Linked DNA regions of Homo sapiens: region 2 is linked to region 1. A link is an interaction called in ENCODE POLR2A ChIA-PET data of the cell type or tissue named here. Cell type or tissue: HepG2. All regions are shown on one strand. Each heading gives the region's core, and the rest is flanking DNA. Links, peaks and the distances in the headings are about the cores only. Region 1 overlaps CELSR1 (cadherin EGF LAG seven-pass G-type receptor 1). Region 2 holds the start of LOC105373075 (a long non-coding RNA gene).

Region 1 (5,365 bases), core at 97-5,096:
CTGCACTCCAGCCTGGGCGACAGAGCAAGACTCCATCTCAAAACAAACAAAACCAGAAAAGAGGAACAAGAATTACTTTTGTAACCAGAAAAGAAAATGGATGGAGTGGTGGGCGCCTCCCACCATGGTGCCGTGGGGAGGGGAGGGAGGACGTGGCCATGTGCACCTGTCTCCCCCTGATGCCTCACAGCGCAATCCTCGGTCCCCAGTAGGCCCCGCCAACCCCTGTTTTCTCTCTGGGTCTCCCTCCCACCATGCAGGCGAGACAACAACGACCGTGGCACCGAAGGTTCCCAGTGGTGTGAGTGACGGGCGGTGGCACTCTGTGCAGGTGCAGTACTACAACAAGGTAAGATGGGCCCCACCACTTCCCCCTGGCCCCAGGGCGGCTCGAGAAGGTGCCCTGGGGCGAGGCGCAGTGGCTCACGCCTGTAATCCCAGCACTTTGAGAGGCCAAGGCAGGTGGATTACCTGAGGTCAGGAGCTCGAGACCAGCTTGGCCAACGTGGCGAAACCCTGTCTCTACCAAAAATACAAAAATTAAAAAATTAGCCGGGCGTGGTGGCGGGTGCCTGTAATCCCAGCTACTCAGGAGGCTGAGGCAGGAGAGTCACTTGAGCCTGGGAGGCAGAAGTTACAGTGAGCCGAGATCGTGCCACTGTATTCCAGCCTGGGTAACAGAGCGAAATTCCATCTAAAAAAAAAAGGAAGGAAAAAAGGTGCCCTGGTAGATTTTCTGTCTTGAGACATTTGTGCTCTGAATTTTTTTTTAAATGTGCTATTGGAAAAAATGGTTTAGGAAATGCACATTTGTGGAGGGTCTGTGTAAATACACCTGAGCCCTGTGCTGGGGTCATAGTCCCACCCAGAGCTCTGGGTCGGGGGGTACACAGGGACCCCGGAGATCTCCTGCGCTGGGGGAGGGACACAGAAAGGGCTTATTCATTTGCAGCCACCTTGGCCAGAGTCTACTAGTGGCTGAAATTCTGGGCTGTTCATACACGGCTCTGTAGCCAAAATCGTCCACTGTACCTGGATGTAACTGGCGAGCCAGAACACTCTTCAAGGAAGTGCCGTGAAGGCTGGGTGGTTTTGGTTTCACTTTATTTTGCTGTTCGTTGGCTTGTAAGGAAACACATTGTTTTTTGCATCAAAATGCTGTGCTTTCCACGGCTGTGATTTTGCAAATCCCTTTTCTCTTCTTGGGAAGCTCCAGGGTGTGCCCCCGCTTGCTCGTGGGTCTGCGTGGGTCTTACCGGCTCCTCCTGGAGCCTGGCCACCCCCGCTGTGCCCCGCTTCCCGGACTTCACAAGGCTGGGGCCTAAGCTTGGTTGGCAGACGAGGGCTCCTCTGTCCTCCAGGAGAATCGACCCAGTCCTTCTATGGAGAGAGCATCTTCCTTCTTTCACAGCCACTGTGCCTGGCTGCGACTCACCAGCAGTTGGGGTCCAGCCACTGGGCCTGAGGTCGTAGTGTCGCCTCCACTGGCTTTCACTCTCCTTTCCATGCTGGCCACCGGCGTCCCTCCACCTCCCTGGCCCGCCCCTCCCATCTGCCTTGAATATCCCATCATCTCCCAGGCGTGCCACACAGACTCCAAGTAGTGGTCACCTGCACAGAGACCATAGTTTTTGTCCTCTGTCCCATCAGTGCCAACCCAGGGCAGGTGGAGCTTGAGCCTCATTTGGGAGGAGGGCAGATGGGAGGTGCTGGTGAGGTTTGGGAGCTGAGTGCTTGCTCGGGGTTTGGGGGGATATTGAGAGAAGGCTGGCAGGTGTCTGGGCAGGGTCTGGGCTGCCGCACATTGGATGTCACCCCTAGTGGGGCTTGGCTGATGTTTGGAGAACCATGTGCTTGACAGAGGTGCAGGGGCTGGTGGGGTGAGGGGCTCAGGGCTGAGCAAGAGGAAGAGGGTAGCCCTCACAGACGCGGATTTATTTGCTGCCATTGTCCATTTCAAAGACCGAGTCTTTTCTTGATACGGTGCCGTCCTGTGGCTGTGTGGGGCAGTGCTAGCCAGTGTGAAGCGCGTTCACCTGGGTGAGCTGCACGGGTGGCCGTTGCGTCCTGCTGCCTGGCGCTGCCTACTCTGACCTGGTGACCCTTCCTGTTGTGCCCTTCCAGCCAGCTGGGGCTGGACACCAGAGCTCAATGCCCCCTGGGGTGGTGCCTCCCAAGGGCTGGGCCACAGGGGACCCTGGAGACGGTGCCCCATCGTCAGGGAAGCATAGGGCATAGGTGGCGCATTTTCCTTCCTGCACGTATCAGAAGACCAAGTCCAGAGATGAACGTTTGTTGCTGGGGAGGGGGTAGGCAGGGGGAGGTCGAGTCAGCCTTGGTCTCCCCATCAGTGCTCAACACTCCAGAATCATCATCTGCCTATGGCAGAAGCAACAGTGTGTCTGCAGTTGCAGAGGGACTCGCAGCCAGGACGCCACTGTGGCCACCTCTGTCCACACTCCGCCCTGGCTCTGAACACAGTGAGTGTTCACTGGGGCCCGCCTGTGGCCGCCCCTTTCCGGGAGCTCAGAGGAGCAAAGTCCCCGTGCAGGACGCCACCTGCACTGTCCCGGAGGAGAGGGGCCTCATGTAAGAAGATACACAGAGGACGGTGGATTACCGGGATCCATGGCTTCCGTGTCTAGGGCCGGGTCCTGTCAGCGGTGCCTGAGCACAGCCTCCCGTGTGGGATTAGGCCTTTCCTGCGAGCGCCAGATACTTCTCTCTCTTGCCTGAGGTTATTTGATGGAGGAAACCAACCAGTTTTTACTGTGTCTTCAGGCGTCCATTAGGAGGTCTGACGGGGCCACACACTAGGATGTGTTAGCAGAGATTATGAGCACCAGCCCGAGAAGGAGACAGTACTGCTGCTCCGTGACTTAGTCTCCGAGTGGCAGCTCTGACAAACCCAGGTGCAGAGGCCTCCTCTGGAGTGCACCTGAGCTGGGGGCAGGACCAGTCAGGTTGGGAGCAGTGTGGGGGCCTGGAGGGGTGGCGGGGGCCAGCTTGAGGTCAGGAAGACAATCTTCTGGGGGCTGGTTCCTCTGCTCTCTGGGCCTCCACTTTGTCTCCAATGTCACCTCTGGTCCTGTCCTCCAGCAGCCACCTTGGGGGTGACCTTGGGCCACCAGGGAAGGTTTTGGGGAAGACGACAGGCTCAGGGTGGGAGGGGACCCCCAGGAGGAGGAGGCGTTGGGGCTGGACGATGAGGGGTGTCCAGGGCCATGACCAGTTGAGAGGGGCTCAGGGCTGGGGCTGCAAGGGTGATCTTGAGGGTGGTGGGTGACACTGCCGAGGGAACCCCCCTGCACACGCGTCCCTGCCTGCCTTGGCTGATGCAGACGGTCATCCCCCCTGCCCCGCCCAGCTGTGTCCTTGCCCCAGCACGCTCCATTTACCTGCCACACCACCTCGCTGGTTTTGGTTTTTGCATTTTTGGGGATGATGAAGAAAACATACTTGAAAAAATTCAGCATACAGCAGTCTGGAGAGGGTGGAAGCATTGGTGCGGGCCATGCCGCTGCTGCCCACCCTCCTCTCTTCAGTCTCGTTCTCTGTCCCCCGCCCTCCAGAGTGGCTGTGTCTCTGAGGTGTGGGCCACCTGCATTTTAGATCTGAGCATGATCTCCCGGGTGTTGCCTGTCAGAGTGGCCTCCTGCACTGCCTCCACGTGCAACCTGCGGGGACCCTTCCCCCACCCACCAGTGTACAGGGCCTGGGAGCTGCCAGGCTGGTGGAGCAGTCAGGGTCCCCACAGGAAGCAGATGGGGTGCTCCAGTGGGACCAGCCCTGGAAGGGTTATTTACAAAGGGCTGGGCAGGGCATGGGGCATCCATGAGAGGCGGTGTGGGACCCAGGGCTGGAGGCAGTGCCAGCGGAGCTGCGATGGCCCTTAGTCCTAGAGCATCAAGGGAAAGGGCAGATTGGAGCCCAGAAAGAAGGGGTCATGGTCAGAAGCCACAGGAGAGGGCTGCGGACCACCCAGGAGGGGCACAGCTAACCAGGGACCCTCCTGACACCCCTCCCCTCCCTCACTCTATCCTCCCGTCTGGCTCCCCACTGGCCAAAGCCACCAGAAGCCATGGGGTAGGGAACCCTCCCAGGCAGGGAGCAGGCAGAGTCTGTTTATTTTTCCTTTCTGCCTGATGACATTTTAGACGAGAAGGTTTATTGGTCTAATTCACCTTCAGCAAAACCAAAGGGTACATTGGAGTCGGACGTTTTTCCAGGACGGTCTTTTCAAAGGCAGGCACTTGTACATTTGTGTGGCGCTCCGCCAAGCACAGATGAACAACACAGCCCCCACGCCCACAGCCACGCCGGGAGGTTTGGGGCCGAGTGGAGCATTTTCAGTCGTTGCTTCACCCCAGGCTGGTTTTTTGTTTGTTTGTTTGTTTGTTTTTTCCCTCAAGGCTGGTTTGAAGGTGTGTCCACAACTTCAAAAGGGTGGACATGCCTGACGGAAAACGTTCTCCCCACTTGAGAATCGGTTTTGCCCTCATTATGCTTAAGTGTTTGCTGCTCCTCCATCGCCCTCGGCATCCTGGGTGTTTGGGAAGTGTGGGGAGAAGCTTATTCCCCACGGAGACAGTGCTAGGGAGGGGCCGTCTGGAAGGATGGGGATCCTCGGGGCTGCACTGAGCGGGTCATTCCCTTACTGTGCTTCCCTGAGGCTGCCTGCGGGGATCACGTTTAGACCCCACCTTGTTCCAGGAGCTCCTGGCAGGGTCGGGGACACAGACGTGCCAGCAAGATGTTTAACGGGGCCCTGGGGAAGCAAGGGTGGCTCGTGTCCACCTGACCTGGGCATCTTCTAAAGCCAGCTGAGCCTGCCCAGAGCCTGGAGCACAGTCTCCTGGCCAGCTGGGGAGGCAGGGACATGCAGGGGAGGTAGTGCCTGACATGGACACCAGGCAGTGTGGCCCGCTGGGGACCCGTGAGTGAGCTGTGCAGTGAGGCAGTGAGGTGGAGCGCCAGGAGGCCCAGAGCTGCTGGGAGATCCCGCATGAAGCAGATGTGGGAGGCGGTGAGCAGCCGCGTCAGGATTTCCCACCTGGGCACTGCCGCCCCTTGGGGACGATGACCCTTCATTGTGAGGCCTGTTCTGGGCAGCATTCCTGACCTCTGGTCACTAGACTCCAGCTGTTCCCCTAACCCGGTTTTGACAACCAAGAGGTCTTCATCATTGTCAGGCCCCTGAGGTCATGCCCTGGATGAGAACCACTGGGCTAGTGAGACGGGAGCTCAGCTAGCGGGAGTCCTGGTAGCTTCAGGTGGAGATGCGAGACCCTGGGCCGGAGCTTGAGGCAGCAGCCTCTACGTGGGCAGCAGGTGGTCTCCAAGGGGCACTCGGCATCCGTCACCT
Region 2 (5,365 bases), core at 159-5,158, 120 kb before region 1:
CCTGGCTAATTTTTGTGTTTTTAGTAGGGATGGGGTTTCACCATGTTGGTCAGGCTGGTCTCAAACTCCTGACCTCATGATCTGCCCACCTCGGCCTCCCAAAGTGCTGGGATTACAGGCATGAGCCACTGTGCCCAGCTGGGCTGGCCTCGTTTTGTGCCCACTGCCCAGCAGAAGGGGCTCAGGAGGACACTCAGAGGGTTACAGGCAAAGCAGAGAAGCTACACCTTCTCTGGGCATGTGGGGCATAGAGGGAGGTAGAGTTTTTTTGGACCCTGGAAATGTGGGGTCCGTCCCCCTCTTATTTCCCGGAAGAGCCCCAATTTGTTACCATGTCCACACCCCAAAATTAGAGGGGAGATTCTGATTTACACTAAAGCCAAAGCTCTGTCCTGTTGGGCCATGGCCAGGGCATTCACCAAACTCCCCCTCCATGGCCCAGCTCCCGACACCGGGGATGTCTGGCCTCTCTCTGGGGAGATCCCACATTCCCTGCAGTCCACCTCCCATCCAGAAGCTTCTGGAATCCCTCCCTCCTGCCCCAGGTCTGCCTTCCCCTCCACAAGCCTCACCTCCAGTCCTTTCCTTGGAGATGCCATCCCCACCTCCAGGAGCCCACCCAGACGGACCCAGTGAGAAAGGCTGCCTGGCTCTGGGCTTGTCCCGGGAGGCAGAACCTGCCGCATGGACTGGCCCCGACTGCCCTGCTCCGCGGTGAAGGCAGGTAGGACAGGATAGGCATCCCCACCCCTCTCCTCTGGCCTTCGCCTCACTGGCCAGAGAAGAGCCCCTTGCAGGAGTGAACGGGGTGGGAGATGGGGAGAAAGCCCGGCCTGAAGGAGTGGGTGCTGGTGCCTGTCCCACTGCTCTAATTCCTGCTGCTGTCCCCACGCTGATCACAAAAGGACACGATCATATTCACCTGACTGGGGTGCGGGAGCGGGGGCCTCTCGGAGCCCCTTCTCCACACGGGTTGGGGGGCTTCACCCGCCAGTATTGCCACAGTAAAGGGGCCAGGTGTCCACATTTACAGAGGCAGAAACAAAGAGATTCAACCCCCCTCATCACTGCAGGTGGGTGAGCAGTGACTCTCAAATGTTGGAACTGCTGACTATGAGAAAGACAAGAACTCTCGTTATCTCTGAGACTGGCAGCCTGGGGACAGTAGTCCCCTCCTCCACCAAAGAAGCTCCTGGGTGGGACTTTGGGGTAACCCACCTCTTGGCTGGCCAGAGTCATTGTGGGTGGGTTCTGGTGCCCTGTGTGTTATGCTGGGCAGACATCCTTTCAGGATGGAAAGCCGCCTCTTCACCTGTGTCCTCCGGCAACATCTCACCATGGGCCTCTGGTTCTATGCTCAACTGGTCTCCTCCCCGACCCCTGCTCTTCTCCAGCCACCCATGCTCTCAGATGCACAGCTGACCTTGTCCCTCTACAGCTGAAAATCCCCAGTGCCTGCAGTACAAAGGCCAGACCCCTTAACCCACCCCTGCCTACCTCTGGCCTCAACTCCCACCCTACTCTCCACCCCTACGATTTCACCCCTCAGTAATATTAAATTGCCTATAGTCACAAATTCTCCCCTGCCACACAGAGTCTGTTTGATTCCTCTAGGTCTTTGTATATGTTTTTCCCCTTGGCTGGAATTCAACATTCTTGTCTGCCTGGAGAACCTTCAAAACCCAGTTACCCTGGACAGCTTTCACAGACACCCCCCTTCACTGTCTCTCTAGAGTGACCTGTCCCTTGGTTTTGCTCCACAGTATTTGACCGAGTATGTGTGTATGTCTGTCTCCCCAGCACAGCAGACGGGACTTACCAAGGGCGGGCCACATATCTGAAAAATTAGGGGCAGAGTCCAGCACAGGGCTGGGCACAGGCAGGCCCCCAACAATGGTGCATGGCCCAGATGAAATGAAGCAGCTTTGCCCCAGTCTTGGCCTCAGGAAGCATCTCTGAAGTGTGGTGAGGATTTGGGGGTCACAGTGGGTACCCCCCAAAGGCCAGCCTTGGGAATGCTCCTGGCTTCCACTCAAACAAAGCCCCCCTTCTCCTCCCAGAACACCCTGGCCAGGAGTGACACTGATGGATCACTCACCCTCCTGCCGACTGCACAGCCCCGTCCTGGACTCTGGCAGACCACGAGCACTGGCTTCCCAGCAGAACCTGGCTTGACCCCAACAAGGCAGACATTGTGACGTTCACCCATGTAGAGATGTAGAGAGAGCCATCTCAGACCGCTGACCTCCGCAACCAGCAGATAATCAGCATCTTGTTTAAGACTAAGTTAACTTTAAGACTAAGTTTGGGCCGGGCGTGGTGGCTCACGCCTGTAATCCCAGCACTTTGGGAGGCTGAGGCGGGCGGATCACAAGTTCAGGAGATCGAGACCATCCTGGTTAACACGGTAAAACCCTGTCTCTACTAAGAAAAAAAAAATTAGCCGGGCGTGGTGGTGGGCACCTGTAGTCCCAGCTACTCGGGAGGCTGAGGCAGGAGAATGGCATGAACCCAGGAGGTGGAGCTTGCAGTGAGCTGAGATCGCGCCACTGCACTCCAGCTGGCGACACAGCGAGACTCTGTCTCAAAACAAAACAAAACAAAACAAAACACTAAGTTTGTGTGGCTGGGTGCAGTGGCTCATACCTGTAATCCTAGTACTTTGGGAGGCCAAGGCGGGTGGATCACCTGAGGTCAGGAGTTCGAGACCAGCCTGGCCAACATGGTGAAACCTTGTCTCTACTAAAAATACAAAAATTAGCCGGGCATGGTGGTGCATGCCTGTAATCCCAGCTACTCAGGAGGCTGAGGCAGGAGAATTGCTTGAACCCGGGAGATGAAGGTTGCAGTGAGCTGAGATCATGTTACTGCACTCCAGCCTGGGTGAGAGAGTAAGACTCTGTCTCAAAAAAAAAAAAAAAGACTCAGTTTGTAGGATTTTATTACATCAACCAGAGGAGAAGACTGAGGTCCAGAGAGGAAAACAGACTCACCCAAGCTCCCCACCAGGCCTCCTGACTCATTGCCCAGTGCTTCCTGCTTGTCCTGCCTGACCTCCTCACATGACAGGGACAGAGGCCCCAGCTCACACGTCCACTGCTGATTCCGCAGAGGCAAAAGTTCAGAAAAACCAAGCCAAGTCCATTTCTCTGGGTGTGCAGGCGAGCAAATTTTGTGGACAGAGAAGCCTGTGTGCCCTGAATCATGCAAAGGAACCAATTAACCAATTTTAGCAGAAGTTGGAACTTGCAGGAACCGAGCGCTCTGCCAATAGCTCCTCCTTGTCCCCTGTGTCCCCCTGAAGCAGGTGGCGGTGTGCCACGATGTCACCTTGGATTTAGAGTTTCTTAGCTTCGTGAGAGCCCAGAACACATACCGCCTGCATCCCCGAGGCCAGCTGGGTGGCTCTGGCCTATTTATAGTGTCCTCATCCATCTTCTTTTCTTTTGATCAGGGCAGGACCCAATCTCGGAGGAGCTGCAAATCTCGGCATGCTCGACAAATTCCAGCAGGGCATGAATCATGGGCTCCTGCCTCGTGAGGGCCCTCCTCTGCCAGTGGGGCTGGTGGAGCTCTGGGGCTCGCCTGCTGCCCAGCTTGGAGGCAGAGCCGGGCCTGACGGAGTCCTCCCTGCACATTCCAGAGGAGCTCAAGCCAGCTTTCCCCCCGGGATCTCACCTGACACTGCAAGGCAGAGTGCCCCACGAAGAGAGGGTTTCCTTCGCTTGCCTTTTTGCCCTGGCAAGACTGGCAACCAGGAGTCCGTGAGCACCGGTGCCTCCTCAGGGGTGGCACCTCTTTCTGGGAAGCCACACGGGTCTCAGACAGCTGTGCCCTTCCTGCTGCCCTCCAGCTGCCAGAAGGCCATAGTTCCCATGTGCCCTGGAATGTGGGACTCTCTTTGAGACGTCCACTTGGGGACCTGTCCTCAGGCCCTGGGGTCAGCACACAGGTGGGCAGTTTCTTTGGGCTCAGGGTCAGGCTCCTACTGGTGGGTGAAGGCAGCCCTTTGTCTCATGTCTTGCCCCAGCGTTCCTGAGTAGCAGGCTCCCTCCCCCATCCTCTTGGCAGCTGTCCCTCCCTGCTCCCTCCCGGTGACCACAGCCAAGCCAAGAGGCCTGTGCTCTGTTCCCCACACGTCCATGTAGAGTGGCTGGACACCGGTGTTGATTGCTGTGGAGGTGGCTGGAGGGAGTGGACATTCCATTGTAATGATGGCAAAAATAGCCATGATCTTTCAGCCACTGCTGAAACTGCTGGAGTCAGGCCCTTCCCAGGTATGATTTGCCCTCCCTGATGGTGCATTTGTCTCCCAGATGTGCAGATGTGGAAGCCGATGTCCTGGGGATCAGGGGAACCTCATGAGGGAGGAGGCAGGGGGCCAGGACTGGCTCCTGAGCTCTGCAACCCCAGTGTTGCCGTCTGTCTTTTAATCTTTAAAAAGAAGATACAATGATATAATTAGGATGCGGCAATCTCAGCACTGGGAGGCCAAGGCGGGGCGGATCACTTGAGGTCAGGAGTTTGCGACCAGCCTGGCCAACATGGTGAAATCCCATCTCTACTAAAAATGCAAAAAAATTAGCCGGGAGTGATCTCAGCTACTCAGGAGGCTGAGGCAGGAGGATCGCTTGAACCGGGGAGGCGGAGGTTGCAGTGAGCCGAGATCGCACCACTGCACTCCAGCCTGGGCAACAGGGCAAGATTGTGTCTCAAAAAAAACAACAAAAACAAAACCAATAATAATAATTAGAATGCTGACACTGTCTCTAGCTTTTCTGGGTCTCTCCCATTCCTGTAGAATCGTTCTTGCCCACAATCACCTGCCCATCTCTCTTGCACCCCAGAAAAGTTTTGCAAGTTCAGGAAGAGAAAAAAATAATCTGACATGTACTGTCTGTATTCTCCCATGACAATAATCTCTCTGTGGGGGGAGGGGTGTCCATGTCTACCACGGTATTGAATGAATATTGAATGAATGGCTGAATGTGCATGAAGGAAAGGAGACAGTGGGTGGTTCAAGTGTGGTTGTTCTTGCTTCCCCATTCCAATCAGGACATAAGCGGGGGGCCAGGGAGGACAAGGCCAGGCTGGCAGAGTGTCATCAACTCACGGCTGCTGCGGTGGGTGGCCCTCCTGTCCAGCAACAGCATCAGGGGGTGGGTGAGCGTGTTAGGAGGGGACAGAAAAGTAGGGGCCACTGGCTTCCCCCACCCCCAATCTGCCAATCCTACCTCAGAACAGTTTTTTTCTTTTTTTGAGACGGAGTCTCGCTCTGTCACCCAGGCTGGAGTGCAGTGGCTTGATCTCAGCTCACTGCAATCTCTGCCTCCCCGGTTCAAGCAATTCTCTTGCCTCAGGTTCC

The links. ChIA-PET counts read pairs that join two places held together with the same protein. Peaks named below come from ENCODE experiments on the same cell type or tissue, not always from the same donor. Only the 100,000 strongest peaks of a DNase experiment are listed, where the experiment ranks them.
Region 2: POLR2A ChIA-PET joins it to region 1 with 5 read pairs; 5 of 35 experiments call an interaction of 5 or more read pairs at or near these places.

The regions. Positions count from the first base shown.
Region 1 is chr22:46,428,377-46,433,741 of GRCh38, reverse strand. It overlaps CELSR1 (cadherin EGF LAG seven-pass G-type receptor 1), which reads left to right. Exons shown (of 35, transcript NM_001378328.1): 5 at 261-349. Among named protein-coding and RNA genes, the nearest start is that of TRMU, 95 kb to the right of the region's middle. RefSeq lists enhancers at 434-553, 1,124-1,173. In HepG2, for the core only: no CTCF peak of the experiment used is centred there; a DNase peak (open chromatin) is centred at 2,531; H3K4me3 peaks cover 1,047 bases.
Region 2 is chr22:46,545,757-46,551,121 of GRCh38, reverse strand. It overlaps LINC02925 (long intergenic non-protein coding RNA 2925), which reads right to left. Exons shown (of 2, transcript NR_186692.1): 2 at 2,925-4,434. LOC105373075 (a long non-coding RNA gene) reads right to left here and starts at 2,374. Exons shown (of 2, transcript XR_938316.2): 1 at 2,099-2,374. RefSeq lists enhancers at 1-12, 3,263-3,782, 3,783-4,304, 1,159-4,484. In HepG2, for the core only: a CTCF peak has its summit at 3,864; a DNase peak (open chromatin) is centred at 3,031; H3K4me3 peaks cover 632 bases; H3K27me3 peaks cover 215 bases.